2 separate regions of the Homo sapiens genome follow, and region 2 is linked to region 1. Evidence: chromatin loops called from intact Hi-C (ENCODE). Cell type or tissue: heart left ventricle. All regions are shown on one strand. Links, peaks and the distances in the headings refer to the core of each region. The heading gives the core; the rest is flanking DNA. Region 1 overlaps MYOSLID-AS1 (MYOSLID antisense RNA 1). Region 2 has its middle 15 kb from the start of MIR1302-4.

Region 1 (8,863 bases), core at 495-8,494:
CACCCTGCCTTTAGTTTTCTGCTAATGTTGTCCAACATTCTTTCCCAATTTGGTCTCCTTCTTCCTCTCCATTTTGGCAGTTCCACTGGCCTTCTTTTCTAATCTAGAAATGGTGATAGGGATGGTGGCTGCAAACACCAGAGAGGAGTTGGCGGAGGGGGTAGGGATGGTGGGGGGAGGCTATTCTTTGACGAGGAATAAAACAGAAGCCTAACTGTAAGGCCATCAGTTCACCCTCTGAGTGTGAGCAGCAGATGATAGCTTCAGATTATCTGGGAAGACAGTCACCTTTTAGAGCAGGAGTTGCAAACTGGCAGACCAGCAGTGAAATTTAGCCACAAACGTAATTGTTCAGCCAGCAAAGTGTTTGGAATATATTTTACAAAGGTCCACAGGTCTTACCACCCCTAATGTCTTGTTCTGGACCTGACACACACTCATACAAATTGCTTGTCCCTTTGTGGGGAGTTTTCTTTTACAATCTAGAGTCTGATCTCAGATAAAACTTCTTCTCCTACCAAAAGAAGATCCACACCAACTCATCATCAACTCACTTTTTCTCCATCTTTAGTTTAGGCCATATCAAAAACATTGATAACCATCTCTGTAGACAGTAACCGCAAAAATTGCAAAAATTAATATCCAGATTCACTATTAGAAATCGGCTGACTCCATGTTTTACAGCCTCTCGTTCAACTTTTCTCTGCTGTGCTAGACATGTGACAAGCCAAACTCTCTCTGTGTTGGTCTTCACTGTGCTGAGCTCTGTTGGAAGCCTCTGGGAGCTCAGTGTGCAAAGGAGATAAGCCAGGAGCATGATGCTTGTTTAATGGTTCTCTCTGCAGTGTCCTTGTTTTCTCAGCTCCTTTTTTCTTGCCCATTTCCTTGGCCTTTTATCATAAATTCCCTGTGTTGTTTATATACCACTCTTGGCAGGATTGCCCACTGTATTCCTTCATTAGCTTGGTTTTATAAGGGAAAGGACACTAGGTGTCTTAGTCTGTTTGGGCTGCTATAAAAATACCTTAGACTGTGTCATTTATAAACAGAAATTTCTTGATCACAGAATTTTCTTGCTTCTGGAGGCTGGGAAGCCCAAGATCAAAGCACCAACAGATTTTGTGTCTGGTAAGGTCTCATCCTCTACTTCATAGATGGCACCTTCTTGCTGTGTCTTCACATGGCAAAAGGGGCAAACAAGCTCCCTCAGGCTTCTTTTACAAAGTTACTTAATACCACTCATAAAGGTGGAGCCCTTGTGACCTAATTATCTCCTAAAAGTCCCCACCTGTTAACACTACTGCATGGAAGATTAGTTTTTAACATATGAATTTTGGAGGGACACAAACATTCAGCCTACAATACCAGAGTACTATTTGATGTTTTCTCTCTGTCAGCATTTTGATACTCACATATACTGGAGCAACACTTTTTTTTTTTTTTTTTTTGAGACAGAGTCTCTCTCTGTCACCCAGGCTGGAGTGCAGTGGCACAATCTTGGCTCACTGCAACCTCTGCCTCCCAGGTTCAAGTGATTCTCCTGCCTCAGCCTCCTGAGTAGCTGGAATTACAGGCATGTACCACCACACTGTGCCCAGTTAATTTGTTGTATATTTAGTAGAGATGCGGTTTCACCATGTTAGCCAGACTGGTCTTGAACTCCTGGCCTCAAGTGATCTGCCCACTTCAGCCTCTCAAAGTGCTGGGATTACAGGCATGAGCCACCTCACCTGACCAAGCATCACATTTTAATAATTTCATGTAGCACCCTTTGGCCAAGCAGCTGTTTTCTCTTTCTGGACCCTACTTCATCACCTTACAGAATTTCATGGTGTCAAACGTCTCTGATGTCAGAGATTTGCCTACCCCAAAGAGCATTTTCTCCTCTTCACTTCTGTGTAAGAATCTGGAAACCCCAAACACTTGGAAGGTTAAAGGGAAGGCCATTTGATTATCTCTAGGATAGCACAGAAGCGAGTCCTACTGGGCGGACTGCGTAGGGGGTTGGGTTTTAAGACCTCTTCAGTCTTTTCTAGCTTTTCTTTTTTTTTTTTTTTTTTAATTTAATGCAATAAGTTCATTGGGAAGTGTTCTCAGGGTCAACATTGTTGAGGGAGTAAGTAAAGCAGGACTGAGCATAGGGAGATGTTGGACTGTGATGCAGCATGGCATTTTTTGTTTGTTTGTTTTGTTTTGTTTTGTTTTCCCATGTCTTAAAGGGGCACTCTGGAGCTGGAACGGATTTTCAGAGATGTCCTGAATCAGGGCAAGGGGACTAGGTCTTTATAACCCACACAGACCAGTAAGTCAATGCAGGATTCCCTCAGGAAAGGGGGGTGTGACTTCAATCATATTTCAGTTCTTAGATTCTGCACATGTGTGAAAGGACGTGTTTGGCTGTTTGTATAAAGCAATCTGCATATATATCCAAAGTCCTCAGAATCTAATGCCTCACTAAGGTATTCTATGATTATTGCCTTGAAAATATTGTCTGTGAATGACGTGGGTAACCACAATTATTAGTAACAGAGTATTTGCTTCAGCTAGAAGGAAGGGGACAAAGAAAAACATAGCATGCCAGGAGGCAAGACTGGATACCAGAGAGGATGACAGAGGGGGTGCGTATGGAGAAGGAGACCTCACCCTCCAATGAACTTCTCAGAATGGAATCTGCTCAATGTCTGCCTTGGGCACGAAGCAAGCCATGTTTTATCTTTAGCTTCTGCTAGAGGAGTCTGAGTATTTTCTCAGCTTACCTTTTCCAATATCTCAGGCTGTTCACTCTGGGTGCCTCACTTGAGGATTTGACCTTTTCTCCTTCTTTGTGATGGTTGTTTTGAGTTTACAAGGAATCAAATATTTTGTGGGCATCCTGGGGTTTGACTGTTCAGGGGGGAGCCAGAGACAGTACAAAGCCAGTTTCCCACTTTTCAGGCTCACTGAGTGATTTGCAGAATGGAGGGGGCTTCTGACACATGGAGTGTGAATTGTGTGCATAAGCAACTCAAAACCCAGGCAACCTTCAGCTCAGGGTTTCCTGTGAATCAGCTGGGTTTTCTGGCATAGCAGTGAGCAAGTGGCATTAATGAGGTAGGCATAAGATGATGCCAAAGGGGCTCGTCCATTCAGTAGGAGTTGGGCATAGCAGTGGTGGAGAAACAATAAACGAGGGGGCTGTTTTATCCCCTCCCCCTCCTTTTTTTTCTTTTTCTTTTTTTTTAACAGTAGCAACGTTTTGGCTGATTAAAGTACTTTTCGTGGTTCCGGGAGGGAAGTGCCTTTTGTACTACACACTAGAATGTCAGTTCTCATTACTGAACCCTGGCTGTTCAAATGCTATCTGAATTCTCCCCAAGGCCTCCTTGGGGAGGCTGTAGGCAGAAATTTCAAGGAGCTTATGCCAATTATTTTCTTTCTATCTACATATTGATGGCTCACCCACAGTAATCATGTGAGTCAGGTGCTATGAACACAGTTTCCTTTATTTCATTCATGACTTTTAAGACAGATAAGTTTTTTTTTTTTTTAACACTTTTTTCCCCTTAGCCTCTGCAACTGCTATTTGTGTTGTCTACTTGAGAATTACATGGCAAATCAGAGGGAGAAGTGACCCAGATTTTTTTGGGGGGTGGGGATGAGAGATAATTGTTTGGGCATTATTTTTGTTAATACCTGAGTTAGTCAAGGACATATAACATAAACATATTCTGAGGCCTCAGTGGTGGGAGCAGGTGTCAAACTCTGGACTGCATTGCTTAAGAAGTCTATAATTTAGTCATTTTGTTGTAAGTTACAGATTTTACTCTGTCAACTCACAAGGGAAAAGAGGAGTTAATTGAAGGATATGTAGTAGTCATTTAGCAAAAGCCAATGCTGAAAATCAAGTATCAGAAAGTACTGGAACTAGAGAATTTAAGTAGCAGGAAGTAATAGTCTCTTTAGGGAAGTACCAGTGTTTCACGTCATCTTCAATTTCTTTCCTTTTCCTGTTCAAGGTTAAAATTCCTATGCGAATCTGACTGACCCAGCTTGGGCTTCATTCCAACCTCTTGGCTAGATAAGAGTGTGGAACCTTAACTGATGGTCCCTTTGACTGCCCGCCACAAGGGAAGATCCAAAGTGTGGCAGAGAGTGACCAGGTCCCAGACAGGCAAAATCAGCAGATGTCCATTCGCAAGCCAAAAGAGCTCCAGGTGCCCTAGAAAGGGACATCAATGCCCCAACCTTACACTGTTCCTTGTTGTTAGTGCAGAGTGGCAGGACAGCCTCTGGGTCCCTTTCCCCAGTGCTCCGGGATGGACTCCATGTTGCCCCCTTTGGAAGAAAGATGAATTACAGTTATCCTTCTTGGTAAAGTGATCACAAAAACCAATCCATTTTAGCAGACTCAATTCCAATTTGAGAGGAGAGGCTAGGGCACAGAGTTGGCAAAGACTCTATCTCCCCAGGTTTCGGAGATTTGTCTTGAGTGGCTGTGAATGCTGAAAGGGAAGGCGATGATTCTCTAAACCCTTGTTCTCAGGCCCTCTGATGGCCGCCATTCCTTCAACTGCTCAGATGGGCTCCTATCAAGTCCTAGCAGGCCTCATGTGTATTATTTATTTGATTTTTTAGAAATTGTGCCATTTGCTTTTAAGGAACCTCTGGGAATGAGCATAATTAAGCATAGATTAAAATGTCTGAAAGACTAAAAACCACCATAGCGATACAGTAAAACGAACACAAGAAGCTTAGAAACAGCCTCACATTGTCATTCCATCACAGAATCCCCGTTTAGAATGATACCTAAAAATCAAGCCTTACTGGAGATGATCAAACTGAGATTTCAGCTTTTGGACTTTAACCGTGATTCTAACGATTTGTAAAGAATAGTATGGGACATAGGTCTTCTACACCATCAATGGAGGCACAAAGGGCATCACTCAGATTTGAAGGAGGAGCAGATGAAGGAGGAAAGAAAGAAGAGAAAGGAAGAGGAGGAGAGAAGGAAGAGAAGAAGTAGCGGGTGGAAAAAGAGGAGGAGAAGGACCCCCTGAAACTCCTAAAAAAAACACTGCAGGGGATTCTGGTGCCCACCAATGTCTAGAATTTTGCTACGAGCCAAGTAATGTTCTGGGTAAGACAAACAAACTGTCAAGTGCAGAGACATTAAACAAACAATGAAGATATTTATATAGAGTCATAACTTCTATGAAGGAAATTGTGACTGAGACAGAGTTGCTGGGTGGCCACTCAAAGTTGGGTGCTCAGGGGACTTCTCTCTGACAAGATGAAGTCAGTGGAGAGAAGAAAGCAGCCTTGGGAAGACTGGGGAGGAATTTTCCAGTAGAAGGAGTAGTGATTGCAGGGGCCAGGAAATGAGGCAGGATGACGTCCAGGTTGGCCTTTCCTGGAGCATCTGGGGAGAGGAGCAGGAGATAAGTAAGTCAGGTGAGTAGCAGTGGGGTAGGCAGGGCCAACGCTGAGAAGAAGAAGTCATTTCACACCCTTTCTCGGGGCCTGCTTTTAGGTAACTCTATCAGTTAGGTGCTTTGGGCTACAAGTAACAGAATCCTAACTGGTGGTAGACTAATCATATAAATTAATTTTTAAAAATCTAACAATAAGTCTGGAAGTCAGCAGTTCCAGGGTTGGTGGAGCAGCTCAATGACATCAAGTTCCTGGGACTTTTCACATTTTTATCCTTAATATCTCAGAGGTGATTTCTCTCATAATTTTGAAAAAGATGCTTCAACTCTAAACTCTGTGTCCTCATGTGGCAGCGGGCCAAACAGAAAAGAGGATGCAAAAAACATGTTCCTTGTAGAGCTCTTTCCTTTTATCCAGGAGGAAAATCATCCCCTGCTGTCCCCCAGCAGATTTCCTCTTAACACCTCTCTGCACAGACTGACTATGTGTGCACCCCAGACTGGGAGGGTCTAGGAGGGGGTGAGCTCAGGGAAGGCCCTATCTGTGCCCAGCATGGGCAGCTGTCCACAGGGATTATTTGAGAAATGTTTGCCCACATTATCTTAGGAAACTAATGGAGTAACTGAAGTAGGGAGGATGTTCTGGAGGAGGCTGTTGTTTCGGGTTCACTTGGAGGAACAGGGCCAGAGTGGTCTTGGCTGGGGTTTGCTGGAGTGGGAGGAGGGGGCTGCTGGCATGCTGTGGAGGACACAGCCCACCAAGCTGTTCTTGGAGTGTAAGATGGAGCAGAGGGGAGGGCGAGCTGAGGGTAAGAGGTGCAGGCTCTGGAGAGACTCCGTGGGTGCAGCACCACTCACTAGCCTTGTGCTGTCCTGGGCTTCATCATCTATAAAATAGGAGTGACAGTAGGGCCGTTTCAAAGGGTCTTATGACAAATACGCATTTTATACATGTAAAAGCACACAGAGCAGTAGTGGCATGAAGCAACCAGTCAATAAAGGCTGGCTATTATTTTATTGTTCTTCTGTACCATCCACCTCTTCCTATGTCAGATTATTCCACAGTTTGTTGCAGATTTTACACTTTCTTTACAGATCACAAAGAATCTTCATGTGTGCCAATTCACTGGCCACTTGGTCTCTCTACCCTCTTGATGATGTCTGTGGTCATAGCATGAGAAATCCCTTGGTGCTACCAGACCCATAGGGGGTAGAAGTCTCACAGGAGCCTTTGTGAAGGCCCAGCCCTGTTCCTTTTAAGGGACAGCTCACCCAAGGGGAGTGTTTTGAGAGTTTGGATGAGAGTGGTCTTGGAGGTGCCTCAGAACCGGGAACTGCAGCAGCAGCTTCTTTGAAGCTCATGAGGTCGGGGTGTTCTTGGCATTGCCTCAGTTTCTTCTCACTGTGCCTTGGGGGCTGGGGAGAGGGGAGAGGTGATGAGAGGAGAAGCACAACCTTTTGATTTCTTTCCTTGCTGCTGAGAAGCTTTCACTCCCTCCGGAGTCTGGGCATCTGTGGGAGAGCTGGACTGTTTTATAGCAAGGATTTTTTTCCCCCTTCTCTTTTTTTATTTTCCCATCAACACTTGTCAGGGATTCAAGGCAAAAAGCCTGGCAAAGGCCTGGGCTTCTGCACCAGCGCAGGCAAAAGATGGGTCTAAACAGGGAACAGAGCGAGGCATTGTTCCAACACTGCAGAGTGGGGAAAGTAGGTCAGGGAAGAAAATGCAGGTTTGACAGAGCTGGGAATTGAACTTGTCACCTCAGAGCCCATTGGTGTAGAAAGTGAACAGCCAGCAAGGGACCAGGGAGGAACTGAAGTCTGCTGCCCGGGCAGGGGCAGACACACGCTGTGAAAAGCCGCCTGCATGACGGTCACTGCCCCCTTCCGCGTCATGGCCGAGCTGCCATCTTCCCCCTCCCCCCACCTCATACCCTGGGAAACTACACCAAGTGATCATTCTAGACAGCAAGAGCAGCTGAGACTCTCTCTGGAGAGAATGCCAGGCGGCAGCTTCCCAGCCACCAGCTGCATTTGCGGGACTGGGATTTGAGACAACCACCCCCCCTCCGCCCCGCCCCCTCGTCCGCCCAGAGAGGAGGCTCTAATTACAATCAACATCACCTTCTAGGAAACTTCTTGCATGAATGGCTACCAGCAGAGAAAAGCTTTCTCCTCATCACCCTCCTGGTTAGCACCGTGGTGGCTAGGGGTGCTAGACGTACCCGAGCCTTGGTAACTCTCCCACTTTCTCTGAGTCCAGGCACTGAGCGATTTCGAATGAAGGGTGCTTTTTACAACGCTAAGGAAGTTTCAGATTGGAAGCAGCTCCAAATTCTTTGCTCTGATAGAGGCCTCCTCCTCCTCGCAGGTCTCAAACATGCTTCAGTAGCAACAAGAGGGACTTTGAATTGGTCATTTCAGGCCTGCCTGCCACACCTTGGATACCAAGAAATGAAAGTTTATTAGACACTCCTTCATTGAGTACTTTCAACATACACTTGAATCTGAAAGATATGCATAGCCACAAAGACCACAAACTTATGTGCCTACCACTTCTCCCTGGTCTTTGTTCTGTAATTAGTGACTTGTTTTCCCTCTTTGTGAAATGGGGATAGCATTGGGAATAACACCATCTCTTTGTAATGGAAAGGTTATCTGATTGGATGCAAAGACTCAAACTCCATTTCTGCTTAGTTCACTTACCAAAATTTGTCACCTCCAGATTCCTCAGCTATAAAATGAGGACAGAGTGTCACATAGAGCAGAGTTGTAAGGATTCAACCACAGATAAATGAGTTTGATATGTGGAAGCACTTTTCCCAGGCCTGGCACCTACAGGAAGCTGAATCCAATCCAGGAAGCTGCTCCCTTCCTTCCTCCTTGTTGATAATGCTGAAAGAATTTCTGGTGGGAGTATCTGGGAATAGATATACTCAGGGCTGGCTCTAAATAAACAAGCAAACAAACAAAGGGAGCAGAGAATAGGATCTGTCTGGTCACCTTGTCTTGCACATGTGGCTGTTTAAATAAAAATTAATTAAAATTCAATAAAATTAAAAATGCAGATTCTCAGTTATGTAGCTAAAAGTTAATCATTCAATGGCCACATGTGAGTAGTGGCTCTCATATTGGACAACACAGAGACAGACCATTTCCATCATTCCAGAAAGTTCTATGGGACAGTGCTGAGAGCATTCTTACAGAAATGAGCCTTGCCCTACCAATGAGAACAAGCTTCTTAAAGCAAAACCCAGATTTCCTTTCACCTCAGAGTGCGTCGTCTTCTTTTAAAGACGTTGCCTTTAAGACACACAGTATTTATTTCATAGCCTAACCAAGAAAACCACACTATGTACCCAGGTGTGTTCACATCCCCCTTTCAGCTGGTCTTGTACATGTGTCTTCTGACCAGCTTCTACGCCCCCTGCCAAGCAGGTCGGGGGAAGACCCTA
Region 2 (8,863 bases), core at 645-8,644, 54 kb before region 1:
GGAGAACTGTAATATTACTTTTACAATATCCTCTCAAATCTGGGTGATGCTCGGAGGAAGTTTATAGAATTCACTCTTTCCCCACTAGGTTATTTTGCCAAAAGCTAACATAGTCTCTTCCAGGGAGTGAGGCTGTCTACACTTCTGGCAAATAGTTCATCTAATTAGAACCATGGGAAACCCCTCCGGGGAATCCCTGGCTGTGTGTGACTAGGCTATGGCTGATCTGAATAAACACACACTAGGGGATATTTGTCTTGCAGAGGCCACAGGCTTCCCCCCTGTGCTGCCTCATTTTTTTATTTTTTATTTTTGGAATGAGAAGTTTTTGTTTACTGCAATGGTCTGAGAAGATGAGGGTTTTTCTTACGATCTCGAGTCCCTATTCCTTTGACTGTCTGAAAACTTCTGGGAGCTCTGCTCCCTTGCATAGGGCATGGGGAGAGTTCAAACCCTGCATAGCACTTTAGGCTAACCATGCTTTGGGGGGGAGCTCACTATCTTAGTGATCTTTTTAAATTTTTATTTTATTTTCTTTTTTAGAGTAGCACGATCATAGTCAACTGCAGCCTCAAACTCCTGGGCTCAAGCAGTCCTCCCATCTCAGCCTCCTGAGTAGCTGGAATTCCAGACATGAGCCACTGCTGCTAGCTTATTTTTATTTTTTAAGTAGCTTCTTATTGAAGTATAGTTAACATATAGAAAGTGCATGTATCATAAGTGTATAACTAGATGAATTTTCCAAAAGTGAGACTAGACTGTGTAAGCAGTCTAAACATGAAGAAATAGAAGACATCAGGACCCCAGAAGACCCCTCGGGCCACCTCCTGTTCACTACTTCTCCCTTCAAAAGGTGACAACTATCCCGAATTCCAACATCACAGATTAATGAAAATGTTTAGAAATGAAACTATACATCATGTTTCTCGCATGTCTGGCTTCTTTTGCTCAACATTATGGTTTTGACATTCATCCATGTTGCAAGGATGGTAATAGTTCATGCCCTGTCGTTTCGCTTGGTATTCCATTGTATGTAGGTAGCACAACTTCTTTATCAATTTCACTGCGGATGGACATTTGGGTGGTTTTTTTTTCTTTGGATTTTAGCTCTCTTTTGATATGTCTCTGCCCTGTGTACACACAGTGTACACAAGCTGTCACATAAATGGGTGCCTAGGTGTGATCTTATTCTCTGCAGAGATATAGCTGCCAGAGATGATCAATTTTGGGGCTCAGGCCTGATTTCAAATATACTTATTGTTCCATGAGTGTACTTCAGCTTATCAAATGAGTTATGCCAAGTTTCAGTTTGGAGAAAATGGTTTCTGCAGATATAAGACATGTAAATATGTTTCTTACAAAAACCCGTTCTTCATATAGAACTATGTTGATTCCTTGTGACTTTCAGCTATGCATTAAGTATGTATGTTTAGAAAAAACTTAAATTACATATAAAACCAATCCAGGTTATTCATATACAATTTGAGTATGGCTTACTTTTACATGGATAACATAGGGAATGTTTTTACCCAAATTATACTTCTTACCCACTTTAGTTGGAACCACCTTGCTAAAGTATACTCTCTTTATTATACATTATTTTATAAGACTAACCATTTATTCAAAAAATAAAAGCAAAATGTTTTTGGAACAGGCATGGCTAGATATAACGTATGTGACTTGTGTTGTATGTTTATCTACCATGGGATTTTTACCTTTCATATTTTTAGCCATTAGAGGTGAAAAAATGGTTTGTCTTTCTTCTTGGTATATCTATAAACCAACATATTAAAGTCGTTTTTACTAGATTAATAACTAACTTTCTCTGACCTGGTTCAACTTCTAAAAAGTCCTCAGTTATATTATCCAGAACTCCATAAGCAACTGTGATAAATTACCCTATATGCCAATGGGAGATGAATATAACTCTTTCTAGGATAAAATGGGGCAGGCAACAAAATTACTAAGAATGCTCTCCCCTCAAACAGTACAAGTACTTTTTAATGCATTCAAAACATGTGAACAAATATTTGGAACATACTTCTGTGTATTTTTTTTAGTACAAACATTGTTTACAATAGTCACCAATGAACTACTAATGCAGTAATTAATTTACTATGCAGCTCTAGTTGGGAACATGGCTTGAAATTGTAAAAATGTCTTGTAAAGAATGATTTAATTTAACGATTTAACATCGAGTATTATCCCCTTTAAACTCAAATTTATGGAAAACCCTTCTGTGCTGTCACCACGTGCCTCACATAATAATTTAGTGAGGAGAGGAGCCACATCAGGGGAGACAAATGCTTTCACTCCAGCATGGGAAGGTAAAGGGAACCCATCTTGCTTTGTTGCTGGTCTCCCCTGATTTTCTTCAAGTAGCCCTTTTAAGGGGTTACTTGGGGGTTAGAGACTGTCACCAACCTGTCCCCCCACTACACCTAGTAGAAACAGAGAATGTGATGGGAGAAATGCAGGCACATGTGGCATTTACCTTCCTTCCCAGGGATAGGGCCCAGACAGCATCGAGGGTAAAGGTTACTTTTGAGTGTGTGTTTTTATTGGTGTCCATGACCAGCTCTTGTGCTAAATATTCAGGCAGAAAAATCCCGATGACTTCCATTTTCTTGGACTAGCTAAATAACTGGCCACATGTAGCCTGAGTTCCCTCCACTGCTGATCATGACCTTGGATAAGTCACGTAGCTGATCTAAATCTGGAAAGGGGGATGACCACATCTCCCTCATTGCCTTGTGAAGCTCAAACAAAAATAATAGCATTGGAAAGCTCTTTATGAGTAAAGCACTCTCATATTTACTATGGTTGAGGGAAAAATAGATTTTTTTCCCCCCAGTCTGAATTGTGCCAACCCTTCTGGCTCACTCACTGCAGGTCCTGCATTCAGTTTGTGGAGTGTGGATTTTGCCTGTTTGTATTCTGATATTCTGCCTGTTTTGGAATGGAAGCTTTCTTTTGTGCAATGATTGTGGTTTTCTGTGAATTATACAGAGTTCTGATCCAAGCATAGTAGAAAAGCTTCATGTGTTTTAAAAAATAAACAATAACAAAAAATTACTATTTTAATGAGCCAACACATGGTCTTTATGTGCCAACCATGGACTGAGCTTTGTAAGATTTCTTTTTTTTTCCTTAGAATCAACAGCAACATAAGAGATATACTTAATGATTTTGCTTCTATAAACTGTAACAGGAAATTCTCCTGGCCTCCAGCCAAAGGATGTACATAGTTAGGTGCAAATTAAGATTAAAATGGTTAGTCTGTGTCTGATCCCATTCCGGTTCTTCCCCCTGGCTGCAAATAGACACAAGGAGAAGGAGTTGTCCCAGTGTTTTTTTCCCCAGGGTCTCCATGTGATCTGTGTGATTCCAGCTGATTCTCGCTGGATGACTTGCCCAGCAATGCAGCAATGCTTAGAGATTTCTCACCGGGCCAGAAGAATCTACATGCACCTGGAAGCACATGCTTTCAGCTTGGGCATAACTGATTGGCTCCAGAATGTGTCTGTGGTTTGCTGGTCACCCTTGAGTCCCAGCAAGAGCAGGGTGCCTCATACATCATAAAAGGCTACATGGTGCGTCTTCCAGGAGGGTGGGCAAACTGCTTAACTACTCAATTTGCTCATTTTTAAAATGGGGTTATAATATTACCCATCTTGGTGGGTTGTTTGGAGCATTCAGTGAGATAATGCTTACAAAGCAATTAGTGCAGGGCCTGGCTAAGGTTAGCTTTTAAAATTGTTGTGTGTCTCCCATCTCCACCTGTGAAGGAGGCTGTACCTCAGTTTCAATGCCTGGTCAAGTAGTACAAGGCTCTTTCCCAAAGCTGCAGAGGCTGGATCCCATTGGGGAGCTACAATAGAGAGACAAGCACCCCACAAAGATTGCAGGATTCCTGCCCTTCTCTTATTTCTGCTCTTCCAGCCTTATCTCTCATCTCCATTAGCAAATTTACTTTCTAAAGCCAGTAGCCCTACCCTTTAAAGGGATTACTTGGTGAATAGTTTAAGAACAAACAATGACAAGTATAATCATTATAGCAATAACTCTTGGTTGGCCTGGATTGGTTTCTTCCTTGCACACATGACAAGGGAGACAGAGTGAAAGAGAAAGGGCAAATTTTTGCATTAGCTTTCCCTGTGAGGGGAGTTAGGGACCCTTTCCCAGTTGAAAAGAGCAATGCTGCTTGGTCCTGGGTGAGACACAATGTGACAGTAACATGCCCCCAAATTCATAAACGCTGGAGGGAGTTGACAGCTGGTATTTTTAAAGGAGCTGATTTGGTGGCTAATTTTATTTATCTTGCTTCCTTTGCCAAGCTCAGCTGCTTCTTTGCCCTGTGCCATTAAGTCCCAGGAGGTCCATAGGCAGCAATTTACAAATCTATTCCTTTCCGTGGCGAAGGTTCTTTTTACCGCCATGGGTTTTTCATACAGAAAATAGAAAATCTAGAAGCCATATAACCAGAGTGATCTTTAATGTTTCATCAAAAGCTGTCCTATATGGGTATTTATTTATATTTAGCCCAGAGTGAAAGGTCCCAGGAGGCTGCAGCCTGAGCAGATTTGGTTCAATATCTGCAAAGGAATTTAAATCAGCTTACCAATAAAGAAATCTTCCTACAAGAGGAAAAAAAAAAGTGGAACTTGAGTCTGATTGACCTTGAGACAAAGACAGCCTGGAAACCATTCAGTAGTCAATAACAGAGCCATGCAGCCTGTAGACATATCTTTGTGAGTGTGCTTATGTGTAAATCGGGCCAGAGGTGCAGGTAGGGAAGCAACATCTTCATACAGTCTCCATGGTTGCATTAGACTGAAAAAAAAGGAATTGATATTTCGTTATAAAGCTGAATGTTAAAAATTAGCATTCCTAAAATTTCTGACAATCTGGCTTAAATAAAATAATAACAGATGTATGTGAAAGTGATATTGCTAGAGAGTAACAGTTGTATAATGGATATCCTGCTGTACAACATTTATGAATAATGCATCATTATCTATTATCTTTAAATCTATCCAGGATTAATAGCTTTGCAGATTATTTAGCCTCCAAGATATAAGGGATAAAATCAATACATATATGTTTTGATAATCGATGACAATCAATTCATTAAAAATAAACACCTAGCCAGCCTCAGTTAAATGCTCAGGAGGTGTCCTTATTCTCTAATTGTATTGGTTTATTTGCCATGCTAGCAATTTGGGATGATATCTTTATAATCCATGTCAATGTTGAAAAAAAAGAGAGAGAATGTTCTCCAGATCCAAGCAAGAAACAAACAAACAAACAAACAACCCAAGACATCTTCTCCAGGAGTTTCAACCTAAAAAAACCAGAGCTTTCTATTGCCCTTGGGGTTTTGCTGCTGCATCTCCTGACACCAGGGGCTGGACAATGATTGGTTTCCTTTGATAAAAAGTTCTTCAGGAAAATAACAGCTTAGTCAGAGGAGGCCACCAGGCTGTGTGCCCCAGCAGTGCAGCCTTGGGCAGGGTTGAAGAGGGGAAAGAGGAAGAAAAGCCACTGCCTCTGCAGCACCCACAGTGGGGAAGCAGTGGGCCTGGAAAAGGCGACAAATTGCTCATGTTACATTTAGAATGATCACTATTCTTCCCCATTTTGACATGGATGTCACTGTAGAAAGGGATTTTAGCTTAGATTACTGATAGTTGTGGGAGTGAGGAGAGATTCCCCCACCCCCAAATTCTGTAGTAGAATTTTTATTCTTGAGTTCATCTTCTCAAGGTGACACTAGACCCTAATTTCAGACAGTTGCTATATCTTTCCTCTCCCTCCACCTTTCTCTCCCTTTCACTTTCTTTTTCTCTATAATGCTGAGCTTTTGGCAAAGATACCAAACAGACAATCCATTTGCAGCCAAAAGTTTATGTGTATGTTGATTGTTTCTGATGAGTGGATGGAAACCTCAGCTTCTCAGTGCCCTTGAGCAAAAAGGGCTGAACAAGTTGTGTGTTTCCACATCACATGTCATCTCAATAGCTAATTCTTAGGTTGCAGAATATTGTTATAATATGAAATTCTGGGGTTGTAGTTCAATTCACTCTCCTTAGTAAGCTACTGCACACACAGATCTGATTGTGTCACAGCTTTTTGTTTAAACCAATAGCTGGTTTCACAGGGGTTAGAAGCTGTGTTTGAGAAATGTGTTTTCCATCGATTAAAATTTCTTAAAGGACACACCACAATTGAATGACAGGCTATTTTAAAATTATTTACAAGCTCGACATTTTACTCAAAGCAAATTGTCAACTAAATCTAGTTATCATTTTATCTGCTGGACCTATTCCCCCTGAGCATACCAACCATGAAAAAGATTATCTCCTCAATTTATTGCTTTAGCAATTCAGTAGACATCTTCTTGGCACCCCCCTCCTAGTACTAAATGATGATAGAAAGGCATTGATGAGTTTTGGGGGCATTTGTTTCCAGAATTTCCCCAAACACAATTTTTCAATTGCATTATGAATGAAGGCCATGATATGAGAGCTTTTTCTGGATCTAATTTCCACTATAATCACTCTCCTATGGAAAAACCAGAGATTATTTTTCCACTTGCATTTTCCCCATGCTACTAATAATATAAATTGACGCAATTTCTTTTGGTACCTCTCTAACCATGTACATATTGCTATTGTATTGTCATGAATGCAGTTCCAAGCTCTTTTCCATGTCACTGCTTATACACGTCAATTCCCTCTGTCATGGGGACATTCTTCCCATTGACCTTTGCTTGGCTCTGTCCTCATTATCACCCAGATCTTAGTCCAAGTAACAACTCCTCTGGGGGCTTCCTGGACCACCTTATCCTATGTTACTTACTTCCCCCAATACCGTTCCAGTAGTTATCTATTACATGTTACCTACTTTATGTCACTTACTACCATCTAAAATACTCTTACTTATTAACCCTACAAGATTCTGGTTTGTTTTTCTCAGCCAAAGGTAAGCTCCATGAAAGAATCTCATTTTTTGGTTTACTACTCTTTCCCAGTGCCTATCATGGTGCCTGGGATATAATAGACAATAAATATTTGCCACACAAGTGAATGAACAGGTACAAAATTGCAATCAGAAAACCTAGCTACATTTCTATCTGTATTTTTGGTTTTCTGCATGACGCTAGACTTTCTATTTAACCCAGTTGATTTTCTACAAACCCATAAAATTCTAGATTTCGGGACCAAAAGATATCTGTAAGGTTAGATAGTCATTCTGTTGATGAGGAACTGGAACACAGAGAGGTCGAATCACCCAATGAGTGGTAAACGTGAGTTTTAATTCCAGCCCTCCAGTTTTCTTAGAACAGTGGTTTTCAACTGGGCAATTTCCTCCCTCCTCCTCCCCCTGAACACCAGGGACATTTGACAATGTTTAGAGACATTTTTGGATGTCACAACTTGGGGAAAGGGTGTGTGTTACTGGCTTCTAGTGAGTAAGAGTCAGAGCTGCTGCAAAACATCTTATAGTGCATGGGACAATGCCCCACAACGAAGAATTACCCAGCCAAAAATGCCAGTAGTGCCAAGGTTTAGAAAGCGTGACTTCGATCTATAAACAGCAATAATGAGACTTCTCCCTTCTGTTTGAGAATCAATGAGAAAAGGTCCATAAAACTTGGGTTTTTCAGGATTTTGTAGTACAGAATTGTTGATTGGCATTTTTTGCAACAAAAAAATTTTAATTCTTAAAATAAAAGTGCTTTATTATTTGTTGATTATAGAAGTAATATATGCTTGTTGTAAAGGAATTCAGGTCAAAAGAAATATATTAAAAAGGAAGAGGAAATCATTCATAATCCTACCCCTTGGACATAAACATATGAGCATGTTGGTGTGTATTTTTCAAGACTTTTTTTTATAAATACATACATACACCTACATAAATTTTGACAAAACTAGAATACCGAATTTATATATACTCTTGTAATGTGCTTTGTCCTCTTAACAATATTTTATTGACACATTATAACTCTATAAATAAAAAGCTAATTATAATTTCTAATGGTTTTGTATTATTCTGATGTATGGTTGATGTGAAATATGTTTTACCATTCACCTATTGATGAGTATTTGTGTTGTTTCTGATATTTTAATATTATAAAAAACAGGTCAGTGAATATCCTTGTTTATTCATTCTTGTTCATTCTCAATTCCTTCCTTAGGATAAATGACTGAGTGGGATTGCTGGGGCAAAGGACATGTGATACATGTTGTCAAGTGTATGCCCAATTACTAATTGGAACCAAATAATTAGAAATCTCAGTGTGCTGGAATTCTCTGTCACCCCACTTTCTGATGAGAAATGCAATTTGTAAAGCAAAATATAGTGAGGCATGGTTTTTTTTCTTTATGCCCTAGTATTAGAACAAATGTATTCTCACCTCCTCCACTCATTTAAATTTGATTCAAGAAAAAATTATTAAGGAGGAAGGAAAGAACATTCACCAAGTCCTACTGTGTGTTATTCACTATATGTTAGGAATTTGTATTCTTCCAACAACCTGAGGGGTAGGCTGTCTCTTCCTGTTCTTAGGTGGGGAAACTGAGAATTAGACACTCTCACTGAATATCACAAACATGACACCTGGTAGAATCAGAATTTGAATGTGGTTCTTGCCTTTAAGAAGTTTAGAGTCTACTGTAAGGCAAAATGTGCCAGGGACACTTGCCATATTAATGTCAGGTATGATGAGATTGATGTTCAAATTATGACCCTCAGGATTTTAAGATTTTAAACCTGTGAAGAAATAGTCAGTGAGGTTCAGGATATTGTACTTACCAAAGCAGGAAAGTTGATTAATGTATATTTGAAAGTACTTTCA

What was found. Hi-C counts contacts between places; a loop is a spot of excess contacts. Peaks named below come from ENCODE experiments on the same cell type or tissue, not always from the same donor. Only the 100,000 strongest peaks of a DNase experiment are listed, where the experiment ranks them.
Region 2: it touches region 1 in a loop (2.0-fold over the local background); 3 of 110 quality-filtered maps call a loop at or near these places.

Annotation. Positions count from the first base shown.
Region 1 is chr2:207,225,854-207,234,716 of GRCh38, reverse strand. The region is part of intron 3 of MYOSLID-AS1 (MYOSLID antisense RNA 1); the gene reads left to right. Among named protein-coding and RNA genes, the nearest start is that of MYOSLID, 9.5 kb to the left of the region's middle. RefSeq lists an enhancer at 8,692-8,801. In heart left ventricle, for the core only: a CTCF peak has its summit at 4,328; a DNase peak (open chromatin) is centred at 7,426; H3K4me3 peaks cover 707 bases; H3K27ac peaks cover 233 bases.
Region 2 is chr2:207,280,186-207,289,048 of GRCh38, reverse strand. No RefSeq gene overlaps it. Among named protein-coding and RNA genes, the nearest start is that of MIR1302-4, 15 kb to the right of the region's middle. RefSeq lists a silencer at 3,537-3,596. In heart left ventricle, for the core only: a CTCF peak has its summit at 5,490; a DNase peak (open chromatin) is centred at 5,498; H3K27ac peaks cover 1,452 bases.